Linked DNA regions of Mus musculus: regions 2 and 3 are each linked to region 1. Evidence: chromatin loops called from intact Hi-C (ENCODE). Cell type or tissue: left cerebral cortex. All regions are shown on one strand.

Region 1 (8,000 bases):
GGAATCCAACTTGTGTCCTCCTGCCAGGCAGCAAGCACTTTACCCACTGAGTGTCTCTGCAGGCAACATCTTTGTATATTTCTGAATCTTGTTTTGCTTTGTCTTTCTTCACTTTGTTTGGTTTTGAAACAGGGTATCAACCTTAGCCTAGACTGGCCTGGAACTTACAGCAATCCTCCTGCCTCTGTCACCCAAGTTCTGGGATTGCAAACGTGAGGCACCATGCCTACATAGAGGACCAGCTTTGTCTAGAATTTGCTTTTATCCCCAGACTGGATGATATCCCTGAGGCGCACCGGGGCCTCCATAGTACCTGGTGCCATTGCTAAAGGACTACAAATAAAAGTTCTCCAAAACCAAACCAAACCACAACAAACAAAAACCAGTCTGTTTTCTCCCATTTGCATAACAGAATCATTCTACCATTTTCAAGTCTCATTGGTCTCTGTGTGTATGGGAATCTCACAATAGGAAAAGCCACACGTTCATTAGGGCAATCAGGGTGCCTCCTACAACCTAGAGATCCTGGGGGGGGGGGGGGCTTCTGAAAAGGCTGCAAAGCCCACTCCTGTTGTCCCAGGGATCTTCAAAGACACGTTCCTTTTGCCCAATAGCTGACGTGATTTTTCTCCCAGCCTAAAACTTGTATGCCTCTTACTCTTGGTTCTTGCTTGTTTATAGCAGCAAATGATGAGGTCTGGTGGCCTGGGGCATTAAGACTCTCAGCTTGCCTGCATTTCTCCAGCTTCTGCACTGCAGAGAGCTCCATCTTCCTTCCTGGTGTGTTTACTGCCAGCCACCTGAGATGCCATGGAGGCTTGTCCCGGTCTCTCACTCTGTCTTATACAGAAACCATTTGGGGGTTTGGACTCAATTCCCCCCCACCTTTTCTCACATTTAACATCCAGTTAGCCATTATCATGAGGTTCTTCACAGCTCAAAATGGTTTGTGGGTTAACATTTCCATGTTCCTTACACCCCCCTACATTTTAAATAAGGCCCTTTATAGCTTTAGCTCAAGAACTAGGGTACCAGATGTTGGCGCTGCAAGAACTGTCTTTGGAGGATTTAATTGGGATGTGGTACTGCAGATTCTATTGGCGGAGTGAATTTCAGCCTAAGCCGTGCACCTTATCCTTGAAATACATGCAAACAGCTGGCAAGAGTGACTCCCTAGACCATTGGTTCTCAACCTTCCTAATGCCACAACCCTTTAGTATACTTCCTCGTGTTGTGGTGATCCCCCAACTGTAACATTGTATTTGTCGCTACTTCATAACAGTAATTCTGCTACTGTTATGAATCATAATATAAATACTTTTGGAGATAGACGTTTGACAGAAGGGTCATAACCCACAGGTTGAGAACCCCAGCCCTAGACAGTCACATGCATTTTGTGGGAGTACCAAGCCACACTATTTTATGCAAGAGCAGTTGTTGAGCCTATCCTTAGGGCAAGACTAGATACCTTCCTATCAAATTTGAGTTCGAGATCCCTGAAGCATCTGTCCCCGACCCCTCCTCCCCTGTGCAACAATTCCAGTTCCTTGGGCAAGCAACTCTTTTTTTTTTTTAATCTTTTTTTTTTAAAGATTTATTTATTTATTATATGTAAGTACATTGTAGCTGTCTTCAGACACTCCAGAAGAGGGAGTCAGATCTCGTTACGGATGGTTGTGAGCCACCATGTGGTTGCTGGGATTTGAACTCTGGACCTTCGGAAGAGCAGTCGGGTGCTCTTACCCACTGAGCCATCTCACCAGCCTGGCAAGCAACTCTTTAGCTAAATGAGGACATCCCGAATGTCATCTCTTGTCTGTCTTTAAAGAACTCAGTTGGCTCATGCCATCCCAGTCAGTGCCCTGCCCACCACTGCCAGGTGGGTTTCCGGTTTCAATTGTTTCTTAAAACACGGCACTCAATCGCCATTGGTTATCAGGCCAATGCCAGATTCCCGGGGAATCTGACTCCTTTTGGGGACATCTACTGATACTAACACAAATTGGGATTGTGTTGGCGTCTAGCCACGTGCATACAATATTAGTGAATTCTGACAGCATGTGTGCTTTAGGGTGGCTTTGGTTCCGTGAAACAGAGGTTTTATAGGCCAGAAAGTGTTCAGGGGAGGGAAAGAAAACTGTACAAAGTCTGTCACAGGAGAGGGATTCAGCTGACGGTGGTGCATGCTGGGTATTCTGCCCCCCAGTGCGGCTGCAACTGTCTGGATGGAGCTGAGACCGGTAGCAAGGTAGCAAGATAATTCTTTATTCACCACAGTGGTTGCACAGTCTGATTGGACTTGATGCAACATCAAAAATAGGAGTTATCAAAGACATAGATCCATGTGCACCCAGGGCTGCTATCAAGTGACAAGGTCGTCTACCGACTAAGAGACCTATCTGGAAATCATCTGTCTGGCATGGAATTTCTTTTTTTTTTTTTTTAAAGATTTATTTATTATTATATGTAAGTACACTGTAGCTGTCTTCAGACACACCAGAAGAGGGAGTCAGATCTTGTTACGGATGGTTGTGAGCCACCATGTGGTTGCTGGGATTTGAACTCTGGACCTTCGGAAGAGCAGTCGGGTGCTCTTACCCACTGAGCCATCTCACCAGCCCATGGAATTTCTTTTATCTTCAATTGTCTTTAAAAGTCTTAGAACCTGGGGCTCAGTGGTTAAGAGCACTGACTGCTCTTCCAGAGGACCTGAGTTCCATTCCCAGCAACCACGTGGTGGCTCACAACCATCTGTAATGGGATCTGATGCCCTCTTCTGGTGCATCTGAGGACAGTGACAGTGTACTCATATAAATACAATAAATAAATAAATAAATAAATAAATAAATAAATAAATAAACCTTTTTTTTTTAATCTTAGCAGCTGTTCACATTTTCTTGCTGTGCCTGTGACAAACCCCGTGATCAGAAGAGGAAACTTAGGCTGACGCTTCCAGCTCAGAGTCCGTCTCGAAGTGAGGGCAGAAACTGTGAGGAACCCTGCTTGCTAGCTTACTTGCTCAAGCATTCATTATTAACTCTCTCATTCAGCCCCATAGCACCTGCCTAGGGACGACATTTCCCCCCAAAGCTTGCCTATATCAGTTAGCAACCAAGACACACATGGGTGTGAGCAATGAACCCTGCGCCTCTGCTGGTCCATATGATGGGAGCAGACAAGGGGTCCCTCCTCCCGCCGAGAAAGGAATAGGTGCCGCTGGTGACCTACGAATCTCTCAGATGCTTTGGTTTCTTTGGGGGGAGCTTTACACTCAATGCTGTTTTAAAGTAAACATGCCCCGAAAAGAACAGAGGTTCACCTGGAACGCATGTTTGCACGAATCAAAGCTGGAACACTAGTGACTTCTGGAGGTGGAGAACGCTCTGCCAGAGTCGTTGCAGGCGGATGAATTCTGAATCCTTTCCACTGGAGCTTTTTTGTAAAGGTTGGAGCTGTACTAGGGGCATCTAAGGCTTTGTCTCAGGCTGGACACAGTCCCAGGTTGCATTATGAGTCTGGCTGTTTTGCTCAACTGTTCCACAAGGGGGCAGTGCAGGAAAGCCAGCAACTGATCTGAGGAGGCTTTCCAAAGAATGTGGCACTCCTTCTCCTCTGGAAGAGATTGTTTCCTGATCTAGAGATTGAGGGTAAACTGAATCCGAGCTCTTAAGAAACAAACACAGAGCGGGCAGTGGTGGCGCACGTCTTTGATCCCAGCACTTGGGAGGCAAAGGCAGGTGGATTTCTGAGTTCCAGGCCAGCCTGGTCTACAGAGTGAGTTCCAGGACAGCCAGGGCTACACAGAGAAACCCTGTCTCAAAAACCCAAAAAACAAAAACAAAAACAAAACAAAACAAAAAAGAAATAAACACAGACAGAGACAAATACAGATACTAGCACCCAACCAATGGACAGAAGCGGGGACCCCTGTGGTTGAATTGGGGGAAAAGCTGGAAGAAGCTGAGGAGGGTGACCCTATAGGAAGACCAACAGTCTCAACTAATCTGGACTCCCGAGATCTCTCAGACACTGAGCCACCAACCAGACACCATAAACTAGCAGGTCCGAGGCCACATATACAGCAGAGGACTGACTGGTTAGGCCTCAGTGAGAGAAAATGCACCTAACCCTCGAGAAATTTGCGGCCTCAGGGAGTGGGGAGGCCTGGCAGGGTGTGGGATGGGTGTGGGTGTGTGGGGAGATACTCTTGGAACAGGGGTTGGGGGGTTGGGGGAGAGGTTTTGAGGCAAGTGTGGGGGGACTGTCAGAGGGCAGACCTGGAAGGGGATAATGACTGGACTGCAAAAAAAAAAAAAAAAAAAAAAAAAGATTAAGGACTTTTTTAAAATGTAAAGCATTAAAAAGAAACAAGAACTAAACACAATATGGAATTTGATAGCATTATACATTTTTCCTTTGTTTGTATTCACGATACTCCCTGACTAGGGAGTTCATGTGCACTGCTCAAAGGTTGACTACATACTGTGTCCAACAGTACTGTCATTAGACAGTTGCTCTCATACTGTATATACAAGGTACATACTGTATATACATATATCACATATAGGCTATTATACAGGCTTTCATATGTACATGAAAATCTGATTCATGTTTCAATTATCCAATTTTTGTGGTGCTGAAATCAGGACAAATATTCATAAATAAAAGTAAATCCATTTTGTCTTGTCATGAAGTGTAAGGGTGGGCTAGAGAGGTGACTCAGAGGTTAGGAACACTTATGGCTTTTCCTGAGGACCTGGGTTTAATTCCTAGCACTTACATGGCAGCTTACAATCACCTGAGTCCATTTTCATGGGATCTAGCACCCACCTCTGACCTCTGAGGGCGATAGACATTCAAATGCTACACACACACACACACACACACACACACACACACACATGTGCGCGCAAGCAAACATGCATTCACATAAAGTGAAATTTAATTAATAAAAGAAAATTGAGGTCATCACAGTATTTTCAAGATATACTTCATACCATGTTTTAATGCAGAAGTGATAAATTTAAATAATGCTGCTGATAGCATGCTTGCACACAGACCTCTTCTTATTCTGCAAAGAAACTTCACATCTACTATCTTACTTGAACCCACAGCCCTCATGTGATGGACATAGGGCATGCAGTTGTAGCTGGTTTTGATTTATAGAGAAAGCACCTGAGCTATGACAGGCTGAGTGATTTCTAACCGAACAGGCTGGTGAGCTGACTCGGCCACTAAGGGTGTTGGCTGCTCTTCGAAAGGACCAGACTTGGGTTCCTAGCGCCCATGTTAGATAACTAACTGCTACCTGTAACTCCAGCTCCAGGGACCCAATTTCCTTCTTCTGACTTCCGTTGGCAGACAAACACACTCACTGACACATGTTAAAATAAGTCTGAGGAGGAGGAAGAAGAGGAAGAGGGTTAAAAGGAAATTAAGCCAACATGGAAGCCAGGAACTGTCTCCCCAAGTCAGTGCTCCACTATTCCGAAGCCTTGACTGGTCATCTTCTTTTCACCCCTAAATTTACCCTACTTATGGGGTCAGGTATGTGGGTCGGTGGACACAGTGCTTTCCTGGCATGCATGAGGATCAAGTCCCTAGCCCCAAATTTTATTTACCTCAAAGGAAAATGTCTTACTTGATAGCAATAAGGGGTAAAAAAAAAAATTTACCCCACACAGAATAAGTGGTACTTCTGTGCAGATTAAAAAAAAAATTCTATAAATCATATGAAGTTTCTCTTTAAAAAAAACAAAAACAAAAAACCAAGCCATTTTGTTACAAAAAGTCGATCTGATATGGTCAAATAACTTAGATAACTTTTTGTTTATTTGTTTGTTTGTTTGTTTTTGTTTTTTGAGACAGGGTTTCTCTGTGTAGCCCTGGCTGTCCTGGAACTCACTTTGTAGACCAGGCTGGCCTCAAACTTGGAAAATCGCCTGCCTCTGCCTCCCAAGTGCTGGGATTAAAGGCGTGCGCCACCACACCTGGCTTGGATAACTAACTTAAAAAGCAAAGTGGTTCATGATGGTTTATAGCTTCAGAGATTTCAGTCCCGGCTCAGGTGGCCCTGTTGCTAGGAAGCCTGGGAAAAGGAAGATCCGGGTGTCAGGAAGTAAGAGTGTAAAAAGGGTCTGGGTTAGTGTCCTGGCTTGCTGCCTGATGACTAGAAAGCAAAATTAAAAAGAGGGAGAGACCTGGACCCCGCAGTTCCTTTCAGGGGCAGGCTTCCAATACAGTAGTGACACCCTTCCCACAACTTCCCCCCAGTCTCTTAATGGTGACATAGGATGGGACCAGCCTTGGACATGAGTCCTTAGGCGGGTATTGTGAACCTAATTTGCAAGACATCAGCAAGGATGCTAGGCAGATGCATTGGTCAGAAAATTGTAATGATGTCAAGGCAGGAAACAGAGGCAGCTAGCACAGGGAGACCAGGGAGAAGGCTCTCACTCAGTCCTAGCTGTCTCCTATCTCTTGGTTTTAGCTTTTCTCCCTCATTCAAGAACTCCTGCTAACAAAATGGAGCTGGTGACAATGGACCAAGACTTCTCACATCAATTAGTAACGGAGATAGTCTCCCACAGACATGCCCCCAGGCCAACCTGATCTAGATAATTCCTCAATAGAGACTCTCTTTTCTTATGATTATAGGCTGTGGCAAGTTGACATAACAATTCAGCATTCTGTATGGAGTCTTAGATCACTTCAGTAGCCATGGTGGTTTGGGGTCTTGTGGGGTTGTAAGACATTGCTCTCTGGGTGATCATTTTTCTTACTGTGAGACTTGAGGAAATGGTGTCCAAGTGAGAGGGAGCCGCGAAGGCACTCTCAACAGCACAGGGAATAGCTTATGTTGGCGTGTCTTAGCTAAACAGCCTTTTACAGCTTACTTAGCACAAAAGCAAAATGCTACACACTAGAAGTTTAAGAGCTAGCTGTATGCCCTGCTGACAATAATCTTAGAGTCTAGCAATGGCTTTTTTTTTTTTAAATGTACACTGGGGTTTTGTCTGCATGTTTGTCTGTGTAAAGGTGTCAGAGACCCTAGAACTGGAGATACAGATAGTTGTAAGCTGCCATGTAGGTGCTGGGAATTGAACTCATGCTCAATACGTTTAACCACTGAGCCATCTCTCCAGCCTGTTTGTTGGACTGTTCTGTGCTTGGCTGTGTTCTGGATGACCCCATGGCTTGCCCCTTGCTTTTTGGTGTGCTTCTCTAATCCAGTGATGGCCCAAACAGTGTTTCATTTTGATTGGTGGATTGTGTACATGTGTGTTATATGAAGATGCACATGTCTGTGTGTATGTGTTGAATCAATGTGCACATTTTTATGCCTATGCATGTATGTGTGGGAGCTGTGTGCCTGCAGTTTGATGCTTGGTGTCTTCTTCAATTGCTCCCCACCTTAGTTTTGAGAAAAGGCATCTCGCCTGACCTTGAGACCATGGATAAGCTAGGCTGGCTGCTCAGCGAGCCCCAGAGATCCTCCTGTCCTGACTTCTCATGGACATTATTGCTGTCTACCCAACACCCCCACCCCCTTTTCTTTAAAGCAGTGTTGAAGACCTAAATTCAGCAACCTGTTCTTGTGTGGCAAGCATTCTATTGAATAGGCTATCTCCCCAGCCCTACAAACAGAGTGTTGAGGGTCTCCATAAATGACTGTGAAGCTGTCACTGTCTAGACTTACTACATGAAAGGTAATTTAATTAACCATATTTGTCTGGATAGTAGAGCAAGTAAAGCCGCTGGGGAAAGGGGTACACTGTTTTAGATGGCTGAGGCTCTTCCAGAGAGGTCACAGAAGCCCAGCCTGCATCTTCATCAAAGGCTGATCACGGCAAGAAAGGGGAACTTGATGTCAGAGGAGCTATGGGTCCAGATGTCCACCAGGAGGCCAACATCACTTTCCTGCCTACCTCAATGTGCTCTTCCCAGAGAGTGTGAGGAGGAAACACTGCCTGTCCCATACATCCTCAAATCAGAGTTCT
Region 2 (8,000 bases), 180 kb after region 1:
AAGGGCAGGGGATTTCAAAGCTCAGATGCGAGGGTTGCTGCTGAGCAGGTAAAGCTGACACAGGCCTGTCACAGTCACCGGTGAACACAGACCACCGGTGTGAGCTGAGACCCAGTGTTGGCACGATACAGGTCTGGTTGTACTGAAAAGTACCCACTTTCCCACTGTGCCCTGTGCCAATGTCCAGGGCTGTTATTTTTAGAAAACATGAGGGTACATAAGATGTCTACAACCCTCCCATGAATGACAAGTGAGTTGTTGGCCCGACGTGTGTGTGTGTGTGTGTGTGTGTGTATGTGTGTGTGTGTGTGTGTGTGTGTAGCCCTTTTAAAAGGCGTATATGTGCAAATACAAATGTTGAGGGACTTCTCCTGCTCTTCTATGTCTTATATATTATATAGTCATGTCACTTACTTCCTAGGGAATGTGTCTCTCGGTGTCCTTTCTAATGTCCCCTCACCTTACATAGGATGCAACAGTCCTGTGACAGGAGAGCTCTGAGGCCTCCCTGGGACTCCCTGAGTTTGTGGTGTCATTCTCCTGTACACCACGAAACCCACAGTCATTCTGGTTGTTTCTACTTTATGTGGTGACCAATTTCTTATATTTCTCTTCATTCTTGTCGTCTCCAGAGGCCTCTCTGTTCTTCATGTAGGTCTCATTTTCTGCACAGTAGCCACATTCTTACTGTCTTGGGAATATCCGTATCTGTTTCCCTCTTTGAGGCCTGTTAGTAGTAAGTGGTCTCTTTTGCTTTCTGGAGATTCACAGTTTATTTTCATCTCCAGAAATCCGACTGTGTCCTGCATATGATTTGTTGGTTGGGTGTTCAGCTGGTGACCTGTCTGCCCCTAGAGTTTGTGTGGTGTTGTTTCTTATATTGCTTTGGGTCCATTCTTCACCCATTCCTTGCATCTGACTCTTATCTTCTGATGCCATTCCTGGTATTTCTCTCTCTTTATATCTTACTGTGAAAATTTTATTAACTGACATATCTTTTAACATCCCTGATTCTTTGCCTTGCTCTAAAGATGTTCTCTTATGAGACTAATCAAAATAATTTTTCATTTCTGAGAATATATATTTTTATTTATTCTATATATTATATAGTATATACTACATACTATATATATTCTATATAATATATTGCCCAGTTATAGTATATATGGTATATATTATATTATATTATATATTTTATATAGTATATATTTTCCACATCATATTAGTATATAGTGTATATATATTTAATATATATAAAATATATCATAATATATGTAGTATATATAATATGATATAGAAAATATATACTATATATAAAATATAACATAATACATACAGCATATAGATAATGTATATATAATAAATATGCTATAAAGTATTATATAACATACTATATATACTATATATATTACCAAGCATTTCATTAAGCTCTCTTGAGAACTCCTTCTCTTGGCTGAAATTCCACCAGTCTCTTTTAATTATTTGTTAAAGCTCTATACAAAGTATATCTGTTTTCATTTGCTCCCCTCCACCCCCTCCCATGTATCCTCTCCACTCAGGCTGGTTTCCTCTCTTCTCAGTTCTCACTTCTTCTTCTTTATTGTTCATGTGCCACAACCATTTCAATTTTCTGCATCCATTAAGGTCTCCTGCACCCCTTGAGGATCCCCTACCTGTATTGTGATCTCCATGTACATCCACATACACGCACACACTTTTAAACTTTGGCTCTGAGCACAGGAAAACATGAGGTATTTGTCTCTCTGAGTCTGTCTGTCTTTTGGTTAGCAGGTCAAATTCATTGTTGTGAAATTGTAATGATTTTATTTTTCTTTACTGCTGTGTAAAATTCCATTGTAGGCCTGCTACAGGGAGGTGGGAGAGAGAAACAGGAGAGGCCTCAGAAGTTCACAGGTAGCCTGTGAGCTCACACAGTGGGGGTTGTGGGGAGAACAAGGCAGAAAGGATAGGAACAACACATGGACATGCACACACACATATGTGCGCACACTCTGGAATCCACAAAGATGAACAAGCACATATGACACAGACAGGAAAATGTCATTGCATACAACCACTTCATTTTCTGTAGCTATGCATCTGTTGATGAGCACCTAGCAGACTCTACAACAAGGCTTTTGTGAATGCAATACCCGCAGGACACACAAGTGTCTTGTAGTGTGTTGACTTCAGTCCTCTGTTCTCAATCCCGACAGGTGCACCAGGACCATTTGGTAGTTCTAGTTTCCGGTTTTTAAGAAACCTCCAAACCAATTTCCGTAATTGGTAGGCAAGCTTACACTCGCTCCAGCTAGTATATAAGGGTTCCTCTTTCCTCACATCGCGCCAGCATGCCCTGCCATTCATTTAACAAAGATGGTCATTCTGAACGGGATAAGATAGAGTCTTAAAGCCGTTTGAGTTTTCCCTGCTAAGAATGTTGAACACTGAGCTGGAGAGATGACACAGAGGTTGAGTGTATGTGAGAGCCAGCATCTGGTCATCAGGGATGGACCCAACAGAGATTTCACATTACCCAGTCTTTAGATTCCTCCGATGGAGACTTTGCTAGACTCAAAAACACCCCACTTGCAGTCAGTCCTCTCACCTATCTCTCTGCCTCCCTCCCAACCTCTCTCTCTCTCTCTCTCTCTCTCTCTCTCTCTCTCTCTCTCTCTCTCTCTCCTCCAGCAGTCCAGCAGAATTCTCTCATGCTGTTGGCTGCCGCTGCTTGTCACTCTGAGCTAGACTCTGCCTGGATCGGGGGCACGGGTCCTCCGTGCTAGCCCAGGCTTTAGTAAGGAGTTTATCAGGCCTCGAGGCTTATACATTTGGGGGCCTTTCCACCACGGCATCCAAACCCTCCCTTCTATCTGCAGTTGTGGAACTGAAGGCTCTTCATGCCAGCCTGAATCCCAGCAAGCTCGTACCAACCGACACAATCCCAGTAGGAAACACAGGCTCTGAGAAACAAAGCTCTCAGTCTCTTGACATCATCCGCCTTTTTCGATGTGCTGCTGTCAGCTTCACAATAGAAACACAGTTCTGGCCCTGTTCGAGGGGAAGGCAGGAGACCTTCTCCTTACCTGAAGAATCAATATGCAAATACCCATCAATTCCTCCACAGGAGCACTTTCTGTCTTGATTTGCTCCCAGTTCTCAGAACTAGCTCTTATGGGAGGTAAGGATGACAAGGGACCCAGTGCCTGTCAGTATGAAGGTCATTTGACACTTGAGAAGCAGAGTCTTTAGATAGAGGTATTCTGATCCTAGAATACCAGTGTAAGAGGGTCTGCAGGTGGAGTTGTGATTCCAACCCTGCCACCAGCAAACGTTCTTAATTGGCAACAGTTCTATGTCTCATTTTAGCAGATGGAGTTATTTTTGAACCATCCATTGGATTGTTGCAAGGATAAAAACCGAGCCTTAGATCTGCAAGCTGTATTTGTATGTGCACACGTGCACATGTGCTCATTCATTGCATGTTCATGTATGTGTACATGCAATGTATATGCATACTGTGCATATCAAGGCCAGAGGTCAACCTCAAGTGCCATCCCACAGAAACTGTTCACCTTATTTGTTTGCGGCAGAGTCTCTCACTGAGACCTAGGAATAGCAAATAAGGCTAGTGTGATGGTTTGTTTATACATGCTTGGCCCAGGGAGTTGTACTATTAGGAGGTGTGGTCTTGTTGGAGTGGGTGTTGCCTTAGTTGGAGTAGGTGAGGTTATTGTGGGAGAGGGCTTAAAACCCTCATCCTAGCTGCCTTGAAGTCAGTCTTCCACTAGCAGTCTTCAGATGAAGATGTAGAACTCTCAGCTCTGCCTGCACCATGCCTGCCTGGATGCTGCCATGCTCCCACCTTGATGATAATGGACTGAACCTCTGGACCTGTAAGCCAGCTCCAATTAAATGCTGTCATTATAAGACTTGCCTTGATTATGGTGTCTGTGCACAGCAGTAAAACCCTAAGACAGCTAGCCCATCTGGCCAGCAAGCCCAGAGGTCTGTCTGCCTCTGCCTCCCCAGTGCCGGGATTATACATATGTGGCAGTGCCCCCAGCTTACATAGCAAACACTTTACCACCTGAGCTGTCTCCTCAGTTCCTTTTATAATACTTTCTAAGAGTTTTAGAAATATAGAGGCTTCCTCTATAGGAAGTCCAAGGCGTTAGGCTTCATGCCCCCATTGGCTATGTAACTCAGCTTTGTGGGAGAGAACAGACTACAGACGAAAGCAGAGGAAGAAGATACTGGAGGTCTTCACCCTGCCAATCAATCGGCCTGTGTGACAAGGGTTAATAAAGGCTTCAACCCTGGGAAATCCCTTTCCTTAAGGAACAATAATAGCAGGGAAGCAGTGGCCTTAGTCCTGGGCTCACTGAGCTCAGTTCAACTGCTTCCTGGGTTGTTCCCTAGCTCAGTGCTCCCCCTACTGGCTAAGAACTAGATTTGCTCACATAGTGCTGCTGGTTGGACTCAGACAGACAGATCAAACCTCAAGTCACCCCAGGGCATGCTAGCCTCCCACTGTTGTCAATCCCAGTAAAGCCCACCCTGAGCTTGTCACCCAGGGTTCCCAATCCGGTCCACCCAGCTGAAGTCTTCGGCCAGAAGCTGGCTGATCTAAAGCAGCACGTGACTGTCCACAGAATAGCCATTCTTGCTTGTGGATCTTGTGAGGCAGAGGTGAGCAGGTACCTCCCGGGGGGTGTGTGGCCTGCAAAGTACAAGATTCTGCCGTCTGACTCTGTGCATCGAATGTTTATCTGGGGACTGGGAATGTAGATCAGTAATAGATTGCTTGCCTGGCATGTACAATATCCTGGGATTATTGATATCACACACACACACACACACACACGCACACGCACACGCACACGCTCGCACACACACACACACAGGCATCAGTTTTACCCACTTATTTTCCTTTTTTGAAAATAGATTCTTTTTTATAAAATGTATTCTAATTATAGTTTTCCTTACCCCAGCTCCTCCCAGTTCCTCCCCACCTCCCCTACTACCTGGATCCACATTTTTTTTTCTTTTCTTTTCTTTTCTTTTCTTTTCTTTTCTTTTTTTTTTTTTTTTTTTTTTTTTTTGGTTTTTTGAGACAGGGTATAGCCCTGGCTGTCCTGAAACTCACTTTGTAGACCAGGGTGGCATTCTTTCTGTCTCTCCTTAAAAAAAAAAAACAGGAATCTGAAGAAGAAGAATAAAATAAGATAAACCAAAAAACAAACAAGTCAGATTAGGACAAAGCAAACAAACAGAAAATTTTGTTTAAAAGCCATAGAAATATCAGGAGGAATACACACAGATGCAGAGACATACATGTACACACACAGGGATCAGGAGCACATATAGATGCAGACACACACACATGTGCACACACAGGAATCAGGAGCACATATAGATGTAGACACACACACACATGTGCACACACAGGAACCAGGAACACATATAGACACACATACATGCACACATGCTTGCTGATCTATGAAAGGATCAAGTTTAGCTCTTGGTACCACACTGAGAGGTTCACAACCACTGTAACTCCAGCTCCAGGGATCCAATTCATCCTTCTGATCTCCAAGGGCATCTGTTTACACATGTGGCATAAGCACACAAAAGCACACATACATGTACACATAAAGATAGATAACATATATAGACAGATGACACAGAGATGATACATAGATACATAGAAACATAGATACATAGTTGATACATTGATAAATAGATAGATACATAGATACATACATAGATAGATACATAGATATATAGATATATACATTATACATAGATATATAGATAAAAGATAGACACATACATATATAGATAATAGATAGATAGATGATAGATAGATAGATACATAGTTGATACATAGATAGATGATTGATAGATATATAGATAGATGATACATACATAATACATAAATATATAGATGATACATAGATAGATGATAGATACATAGATAGATACATTGGTGATACATAGATAGATAGATAGATAGATAGATAGATAGATAGATGCATAGATACACAGATGATACATAGATAGATAGATGACGATGATAGAAAGATAGGTAGGAGACAAATAATAAAATAATTTTCAGTTCAAGCATTAACAATTTGCCAACAATATCGGGTCAAAGTTCATGTCAAACAGCACTCCGTGAAAATGCAGTCAGCCAGATAAATGTGGTGGAAATTTTTAGAGAGTAAACTATTGGATTTCTTCAGTGAAGAAATAAGCATGGAGGAAATGGAAGAGAGAGTGGTGAGCTTTGCAGAGTGAAAGGCTTGTGAAGGATCTGGGAGCAAATGAAGCATCAAGATGAACCCAGACACTCAGAAAGGGCCATAGAGTTTGAGCACAGGTGGAGGCTTAGACACTGGGTGTTATTTCTACTGCTTTATTTCTGATAACAGCATTGCCAGCATATCTCTCTCTCTCTCTCTCTCTCTCTCTCTCTCTCTCTCTCTCTCTCTCTCTCTCTCTCTCTCTCTCCCTCTCCCCCTCCCCCTGCCCCTCTCCCTCTCCCCCCCCTCCCCACATATATATCATCTCCCTGTCTTTCTCCCTAGCCTGCCCCCATCTCAAAAGACTCGTTCTCCATTAAAGTTGATTTAATTGAGCTACTTATTAGATTCTCATTCTCTTCTTGGGTCTTGCAGCAAGAGAATACAGTGTGGTAGAAGCCAAAGGTTGATTGGTGTAGAGGAGGGGCTGTGACTTGAACTCAGGGCCCTGACTGTGCAAAGCAGGCTCTGTCTGTGCCCAGCTCCAAGGCTGATATTTAGTGAACCTGGATAAGGAGGATCTGAAATTCGCTATAGGTTTTCCCTCAAACTTTATGTTTAGAACTTTTTTATTATAGGATATTCTAATTTTTTTAACTATATGTTTAAAGTTCGTCATTTAAATAACCCTCCAGCCATGTTAGTTCATGCAAGAAACCCTAAATGAACACAGGTATCACCAAAAAAGGCATGGAAGAAGGGGGCCTTGTTAGAGTGAAGGGTTCACTGGAAGTAGGATGGAGAAATGATGGATGTGACGAAAATGTGTGTGTGTTCATGTGTGTGTGCATGTATGTGTAAATGTGTGTGCATGTATGTGTATGTGCTGTATGTGTGTATGTGAATACATGTGTAAGTCTGCACATGTGCATGTACATGTATGTGTGTGTGCAAGTGTGTGCATGTGTGTACATGTGTGTATATGTGTGTGAATGTGTGTTCATGTGTATGTGTGTATGCATGTGCATGTAGGTGTGTGTGCATGTGTGTGTGTGTGTGCTTGAAATTGTCAAAAAATCAATTTTTTAAAAGAGAAAATAAAAATATAAAAGATGTGGAGAAATTAAATCCCAGTTGTGCCGGCCATTTCTGTTTGTAAGGCCCACAGAGCACGTTGTAAAGCCCCGTGGAAACTGACTGAGGTACTAAGAGTTCAGAGACTGGAGTCACCCTTGCCTCGCACAGTGCAAGGCTGGGAGTCCACATCCCCACCTAAGCCAAGTGGGATCAGTCCGGTTCCTCATGTGCAGGAAGTGTTCAGGACCCCGTAGCTATCGCATGGGCTCTGAAACTGCATGTATGATTGCCATGAGCCTGGTTAACATGTGATCTCACTGAATCATTGTGAACAATGAGACATCAACTCATATCTCAGCACCCAGGAATGTGAAGCCAACAGCGGGGATTGTTTTCAGTGTCTACTTATGCTTCCCTGATGGTTTAGAAGCAACAGTCAATGCAGGGGCAATGGGATTGCTAATGATGCTTTTAGACATGTGTAGGCACCAGCACCAAAGGCCAAGGCAAGGGTCTGGGAATCTTCCACCTCAATGAGTAGGGTCTCTCATTTACAACCCAAGATTCCTGCTGAGCCTGGGAAAGCCCTGAGTCCCAGGACACTCCTCCAGCTAAGTCTTTAGCAAGCTCTTCATTAGCCATGAGGTACTCAGCACTGCAAACAAACAAACAAAA
Region 3 (8,000 bases), 130 kb after region 1:
TCAGTTAAAGAAATGCCTCCATGAGTTCCAGCTGTGGGGCATTTTCTTAATTAGTGATCAAGAGGGGAGGGCCCATTGAGGGTAGTGCCATCCCTGGGCTGGTAGTCTTGGGTACTATAAGAAATCAAACTGAGCAAGGCAGGGGAAAGCAAGGCAGTAAGCAGCATCCCTCCATGGCCTCTGCATCAGCTCCTGCTTCCTGACCTGCTTGAGTTCCAGTCCTGAAGTGTAAGCTGAATAAACCCTTTCCTCCCCAACTTGCTTCTTGGTCATGATGTTTTGTGCAGGAATAGAAACCCTGACTAGGACAGACAGTGACTCTGTTGAAGCTTCAATTCCCCACTTTGCTGTGGTGGCTGCTTTCTTATGAGGTAGGTGTTCTACCTGATATCACAATGCCTGTCATAGAGAAAGTGCTGTAGACCCACCACTTTCCTTTTCTTTCTTTCTTTTTTTAAAATATTTATTTATTTATATTTATATGAGTACACTGTAGCTGTCTTCAGACACACACCAGAAGAGTGCATCGGATTCCATTACATATGGTTGTGAGCTACCATGTGGTTGCTGGGAATTGAACTCAGGACCTTTGGAAGAGCTGTCAGTGCTCTTAACCGCTGAGCCATCTCTCCAGCCCAACCCACCACTTTCAAAATGTGGTTTCAGAACCCACAGATGACCCCAAGACCTTTCAAGAGGAAGGCTCTCACCTTCTACTTGAATTAACAGCTTGAGGTCAGTATCCCTCTCATACTTCAGCCACATCAATACATATAGAATATAAGCATCCAACTGTCTTCTCCTGCCAGACCTTAAGACATTTGCATACCCTAAAAGTAAGAGCAGTCTTTGCCTTCTTTATTTCAGGAAAAAATATAATTGATATTTTCCCATAACATGCATCTGATGGTTCCATGTAATAAAGTTGCTTTTCTTATTTGAAAATAAATTAATTTAATTTTTTCCGGTTTTATTTTTTCCTGGGCACTATAAATGATAGTTGAGAATGGACAGGGCCCCCTGAGACAACTAACCTCAAGGGACGTGCCTGTAGATACATTGCCTGGTCAGCCTTTGGCTGGTTTTATGCTCAGTTGCTAAGAAGCATTATGCAAATTAGGTCAGGCTCATGGATTTGGTCCCTGGGTGGACAGTGATATCCACTTACTTTAATGGTCCCAACCAAACAACTTAGCAAGCAGGCTGTAAGAGACGACTTTAAAGTAACAGTGGATGGCCATGGTAATCAGGGAGTCCTTTTGTGCTGTTTCATTTGTTCGGGCCCTTTAGATTAGCAGTCCTGGGAGCTAAATCTTACAGCTGTTTTTACTTTTACAGTGAGGGTTTGTTATGGTTTGAATTCCCACTCATGTAAGATCACGTCACTTGTGAGTTGAGGAGCCAGGTTTGAAGAGAGGCATCAAGGGTACAGAGCCTAAAATCAGAAATGGTTAAGCCAGCAAAGATGGATTAGCCTAGCACTTGCTGTCCGTCCACGATAGATACCTCTGAACCAGCTCTTTCGTCTGCACATGGGTACAGCTCCTGAATGTTAGTCTTCACTCCCAGTACGTTTTGTAGCGTATCCAATTGTTAAAACCACAGTAACCCAAAAGACACCTACTGCCTTGTAACCGTTCAGACCTGCAGTTTTCAATAACCTTTCCAACAACCAAGATAAACCACCTTGAGGCTAGGCTGAAGTCTTCTCTTAAATGTATAGCCAAAAAACAAACACACACACACACACTCACACAGAGCAAGCTATCTTTGTTATGTTTTTCTTGGACTTAAAAAAGTTGTTGATCATCCCATACATATTTGCTCATTTAAAAAAAATTTTTTTTTTACTGTATTCAGTGGAAAACTGGTAATGTTTCCTTTGCAAATTTTAACCAAGGGAAGGATGAATGAATTAAGATACCCAAATCATTTTGTGTTTCTGTCAGACTCTTGTCTCATTTCACTTACCTCTTCTTGGAATCCATTGTATCCAGTGATCATAGTTCTTGATCAGTACATTATCATATAGTGAGAACTTACTGACGGCTGTGGATGTAACCTAGGAGCCAAGTGCTTTCCTTAGCTGGGAGGGGTCCTGAGTTCAATCCCCACCACCACCGGGACAGCAGCAGAACCACACTTTCCTCACTGTGTCTTTAGCACAAACTTCTAAAACCTTCTTAGTAACCATGGTTTGACATGGAAATGAAAAGTTGGATAGACGTCCTGATTTGACCATCCGACATTGGATGTGTGTGTTGAATTATCCTTTTCAACCCATGGAATTATTAAAAATTGGTTGGGAAGAACTGTGGCATATTGAGTCTCCTCTCAGTAGACTCGTGGAAGGGGAATGGTTTCGTTTACCAACAGCTCCAGCTGCACCATCTGTTGTGCAGAGTTTAGCATGATCAGTTCAAGCCTTCATCTCACCGGCTAATTTCCCCCTCCCTCCCTCTGGTGCCGTGTGGCTCACCCTTCAATTCCGCCCAGCCTTTGGTCTCCAGGCCTTTAATTATCTAACTAGGAATCCTAGTCCAGCAAACTGTCATTTCCTGGCTGATCTTACCACAAAGAGTGTTATTTGGGAAGCGTGCAAGTCAGTATTTTCGTTCACAATATTAAGCCTGACCACACTCAGAAACAAAGTCAAAAAGAACTCAAGAAAATGTTCATCTACTCAAGTAAATTTTTTTTTTACCTCTGTCTACCTAGCCCAGTTTTAGCCTATCACTGTTGCTGTTTTGAGTTGCTAAGTTTAAATTGGTCCCTGGATTAAATATTTTAGGACACATGTCAAGAGCTCCCACTTAATAAGAATCCCGAGGCTTGAGCTTTTCAACCTGGTTTTGATTCACACTATGCTAAATAAATGGAAAAGTCCCAAGCAGCCGACGCATTTATGTAATCCCCCACACGGAACACCGGAAGTTGCTTCCGCGCAGATTCTGAGTGTCTGCAGCATCCAGTAGCATAGAGGGGTATTTTCAAAGCCGCTGTTCTTGTTTAGCTAATCCCATGGAATAAAGTCATATTTGCCTTGTTAACAAAGACCTCCAAGTTTTGATTGCATGATACTCTCCTACTTCGTTTTCTCTTTAAAAGACAGACCTGTCTGCCACCATTGTCATACTGCCGCGTGAGGAGTAAATCCTGTTTAGACTTAGATAAGGGACTTGTGTTCTCTAAGCCACATGAAGTGACATGGATTGTCCTTTGTGGAAAGGGAGGTTGGATCAGTGGAATTTGGAAAGCACATCCAAATTAGGGGCCCAAATGGGGGGTGCAGGGAGAGGAGGAAAATGGGAGGGGTGCAGGCGGGAAAGTTCAGCTAAGTCGTTCTAATTTACACTGTAGTGTAGTGATGTAGTATTGTCTTCTTGTAACATGAAGGATAGAGAAAAGCATTAAATCCGCGTTGGCCAGGTACTTCCCTGCTGTTGTGATTAAATACTTGACAAGAAGCAACTTAGTGGGAAAGGCAGGCAGCTTAGGTCTGAGGTTTGCTGCAGACAGTGCCTCTGCAGTCCTGAGGCAGCCTGGAGAAGTGAGGCCAGTCCTCCAGTGAGAGACCCACGTCCTTCAACGTGACTCCACCCCCTAAAGCTTCCATGACCTTACAACACAGTGCCACCTGCTGGAGACTAAGTGTTCAAGCATAGGCGCCCGCAGGGGACATTTCATACTCAAATCATAACCCCACGGAGCCCAAGTGACATTCTGAACGAATTTTCTTTCCTTCAGTTTTCTGACCATACAAAAGACAAGGCACGGTGACCTTTTCTTACCTCAAGAAATAAAATGTGCTTTAAAAAAAATAGGATCGTACATTTTTGTTCTGTAACAACAAGCTACTGGCTGATACTGAATCGCTATTGTATCAAATCTACTGGTTTTAAGCTCTACGCTCACTATTTAATAAACAATATTTAATATACTCACTAATATTTAATATTTAATACACTCACTATTTAATAAACAATATTGCAGTGAGTCAAGGCAGATACATAAGGACCTAGTATCCTAACCACATTGTAAATAAAGACTTCATGATATACACCTAATGTTCCTTGGGGGATGGTTGCTCCAGACAGCCACATTCCTTGGTATCCAATACTTTGCAGGCTTCCTCTAAGTCACAGGCAAACAGGACATGATCATGTGAGGGAAACCAGAAGCAAAGGAACCAGATGATAACCGTGACCAGAACTAAGCAGGGAATGACTGGCCATGAGAAAGGTTACGGTCCCATGAGTCTACCATTCTTCCCAACAGACAGGAAAGGATTTGGGTCTCGCATTAATACTGGGGACCCCTTTCATATATAGACTGTATATGATACCTCAAATATAGACTATTATCAATGTTACCTGCTGTCTTCTTCCAGTCCACATTGCGTTCCCCTTTGGAAAAAGAAAAGTCCCTGAAAGAAATGTGGTCACCAAAAGGACTGAGTTTCCTTGAATTTATGTGTTCAGATAAGGAAATTCTCTGCCTGCAATCATTAACATTGACTGTCAACTGGAGGAATCTGGGATCAGCCAGGAGACACGCCTCTGGGAGTGGCTATAAAGGAGCTATCTAGAACAGGTTAATTAAGATGGGAAGAGCCACCTTAACTATGGGAGGCACCATCACATAGGCTGTAGTCCTGGGCTGAATAAAACAGAGAGTGAGCTGGGTAGGCACTAAAACCCATCTCCTTCTGTCTTCTGATAGTGGATACAGTGTGGCTAGATGTCTCTAGTTCATTGCCATGTCCCCAGGGTTCTAGTTTCATCCCAAAACAAAACTAACGAACAAGCAAACAAAAACTTAAGAGAGAAAAGGATTTATTCCACCTTGACATTCCAGGTTTCTGACCACCATTGAGGGAAGTCAAGGCAGGAACATGGTGGCAGCCCTGTTTGCTATTCACACATCTTACCTCTGATGGAGGAAAGTACAGCATCCCTGAAGGATGCTGCCTGCTGACCCACAGGCTGTTTTATTCTCATCTAGCTTTCTTATATGGTTCAGCACCACTTGCCTAGGGCTTTTACCACCCACAGTGGACCCTCCAACCTCAACAATCAAGACAGTCCCCCAAAGACCAATCTAACCCGTAGCCCAATCTGAGCTAGGCAGTTCTCTAATTGAGATTCCCTTCTTAGGTAATTCTGGGTTGTATTAAGTAGACAGAGTTAACCAAGATGCCCACCATTAATGGACTGAACCTTTAAACTGTAAGCCAAAGTGAACCCTTTGTCCCTTAACGTTGCTTTTATCTGGGTATCTTATCACAGCAACAGGAAAGTAAGAAACCAGCACTGTTCACAGCCCAAGGCTCCCGAGCTCTGACAAGACTGTGGAAGTCGTTTCTTCCACTGTGTGAGTTAGCACTTCTCTTGTGTCTCTTTGTTCCCAGAGCTAAACCATGCCCAAGTGCAGCAGAAGTTTCAGACTGGTAATAAATATATCTGCCAATTATAGTTCTTAAAAATAATTTCTATGCCTGTGGTTACTTTTTAGGCTATTGATACAATTGGTTACATATTAGAATGATCAAAGATTTAGTGTAAGATTTAAGATTAGTGTATCCTTTTGTATGGCTTTGCCTTTATACAAGTACAGACAAGCTTGTCCTGTACAAAGATACCCTAGAATAGAATAACGTGAGTGCTTCCTGTTAAGGTTAAGGTTCATAAATACTTTAAATGAGTAACCACACCTATTTTCACACTATCCTAGCCACAGCAGAACTTAATTAACGTTGTTACAGTCTTTGATAAATTGGAACAGTCACAACTCACCATTAGTCATAGGAGTGGTGTCTGCATCCTGGAGGTATCAGGTCATCTGATCACATCATTGTATCAATTCCTAAATGTTACTTCAGTGTCCTGGTAGCATAAAGACGATGGTTCCCAAAGCCTCTGCAGCATCTTATAGCCTCCATATTATAAGGACAACTGAAGTTCTAAGTCAAAATGGTTTGAAATTCCACTAGCATAAATCAAAGCAAAATGCTCTTGCATTGACCTTGTAGGGTTAAGAAGTCACAACTCTTCCTTTCATGTATTCTATCCTTTGATAAGAAAGCAAACCAGGTGTGTGTGGGAGGGTGGTGGTGATGGTATTTGTTGGTTTTGAGACATGGTCTTACTATGTAGTCCTGACCTTGACCTGACCTTGACCTGGGGTGTTCCTCCGACCTCAGTCTCCCAAGAGCTGTGATTACAGAACGGAGCCTTCCTGCTTAGGCTGAAACTTGGCTCCTTGATGCCTCAGAAGCATTAAGATCAATTTGCATCCTGTTCTGTAGCCAGTGTCAATTTTATGTTGGAAAACCTTGGAAAATAACTCACCCTTTACCCACCGACCCCAATTCCCACCAACTTACCCAATGGTAAAAAATTAAAACGGTGTCTATATTTTTATTTCTAATCTGGCTCCAGTTAAAAGCTCAGGGGTCAGCATACTGAGCGAGGCACGAAGCCCCTTGGGGCTAAGACACTGGCTCTTCCCTCGGAGGTAAACCATCATCATAGACAGAGGACAGTTGGGGTTTATCAGAATGTAGCATGGGCAGTCTCTTCAAAACACCATCTTCGCAAAAACAAAAACAAAGACCCATACCTGTGCCTTGTGTGCTTCAGAGCTCCTCCCCACCCCCCCCTGCCTCCCAGGTTTAAAGATAACAGTGGGATGTTGTTGTTTTGCATTCAGTTTGAGAGGAGGCCCTCTGCACAGATGCTCAGCATGTTGGAAATGTACAACAGCAGGGCCAGCCTGGCTGAAGTCCCAGTGCGAAGACAGTAGCCATGCCTAACGTGTTAGGGGACAGTGACCTCATTTTAGGGAAGAACTGAAGTTCCTTCCAGGCAGAATCCTAGCAGACAGGCAGCCGTTTGGCTGTCACAGGAAATGCACCGATGCAGCTTTGGATATGAGCTGGCCTGACAAAGATGATTGCTCACATAGATAGCCTTCGGTAGCATTGCCCACACTCATTAAGTAACTACCCACTTCCTTCCCTTCCTCCTCTGACTGATTGACGGGTAGAAAGTGCTGGCATGCTTCCAGTTACTAGATAGCAATTAAACAGAGCAAAAGCAGCTCGAATCATTCAAGGTTCCATTAAGCGCTTGCCATGTGACAATGCTTTAAAAGTTCTCTTGTATTGAAGACCTGTACCCCACTTCCAAACCCATGGCTTACAAAGAATTGTCCTACCTACAGGTAAACGCCCCTTGAGTTGGGCAGCAACTAGAAAGGCCAACAAGGCACTGGAAGACCAGAGCTTTATTAGCAGGCAGCATGTTGTAGCATGAATGCCTCACTTGTGTGACATTGTTTGAGATTGTGCAGTTCTTGGCATTCTTTTGGACTTAGTGGAAGTCAAGACCACTGGAGGGGGAAGATCTGGAAAATATCACACCATGCTTTACACTCCAGCCTCTGGAGACTCTGAATGGTCACTGTGTCCGCTTGTGTTCCAGTGTGTGATTCAGCTCCAGTGTTGTTAGGGGGAGTAAATAACCATTTAATTTTGGTGTTATCTTTATTCTTTTGAGTCTTGGGCCTTTAACCCAAGCCAGTCTTGAATTTCCAAGCATCAAATCTCCCCAGTGTTAAGGTTGTAAGGTCACAGGCTATATCATGTAAGATTATATGCAACATTCTTTGTTTGATGTGATTAGCAAGGGGTGCTGGTCCTCACCTGACCCCAAAGCCTTGGTCGCAGAAGGACAGAGTCTCAAGGCACTCAACTTGTCTTTGATAAAGGACATCACATTCTAAGTAAGCATTAGTCCACATTCGTGAACACTTCTGCAACATGGTTTTGCCTATGTTTCAGAGCTGTAAATGACTTTGGAAGTTTTCCTAAGCAGGCTGCTCTACTCTGTAAGGCTTCTCTTGGATGAAAACAATTTATACATCTGTTACTTTACTCATCAATAAAGTTTGGCACTGTCAGAAAAGGCCCCTATCCTTAATGTCTGATATAATTTTTG

The links. Peaks named below come from ENCODE experiments on the same cell type or tissue, not always from the same donor. Only the 100,000 strongest peaks of a DNase experiment are listed, where the experiment ranks them.
Region 2: a loop joins it to region 1, with 7 times the contacts of the local background. A loop is called at or near these places in 37 of 42 quality-filtered maps.
Region 3: a loop joins it to region 1, with 11 times the contacts of the local background. A loop is called at or near these places in 21 of 42 quality-filtered maps.

Annotation. Positions count from the first base shown.
Region 1 is chr10:69,658,997-69,666,996 of GRCm38, forward strand. The region is part of intron 1 of Ank3 (ankyrin 3, epithelial); the gene reads left to right. Among named protein-coding and RNA genes, the nearest start is that of Gm33464, 100 kb to the left of the region's middle. In left cerebral cortex, CTCF peaks have their summits at 3,527 (motif pointing right) and 7,895; DNase peaks (open chromatin) are centred at 991, 3,546 and 6,830; H3K27ac peaks cover 694 bases.
Region 2 is chr10:69,841,499-69,849,498 of GRCm38, forward strand. The region is part of intron 7 of Ank3 (ankyrin 3, epithelial); the gene reads left to right. Among named protein-coding and RNA genes, the nearest start is that of Gm33416, 21 kb to the right of the region's middle. In left cerebral cortex, a CTCF peak has its summit at 4,424 (motif pointing left); DNase peaks (open chromatin) are centred at 3,010, 3,312 and 4,425; H3K27ac peaks cover 2,682 bases.
Region 3 is chr10:69,789,685-69,797,684 of GRCm38, forward strand. The region is part of intron 1 of Ank3 (ankyrin 3, epithelial); the gene reads left to right. Among named protein-coding and RNA genes, the nearest start is that of Gm33416, 73 kb to the right of the region's middle. In left cerebral cortex, a CTCF peak has its summit at 3,643 (motif pointing left); DNase peaks (open chromatin) are centred at 2,914, 3,591 and 6,822; H3K4me3 peaks cover 446 bases; H3K27ac peaks cover 2,807 bases.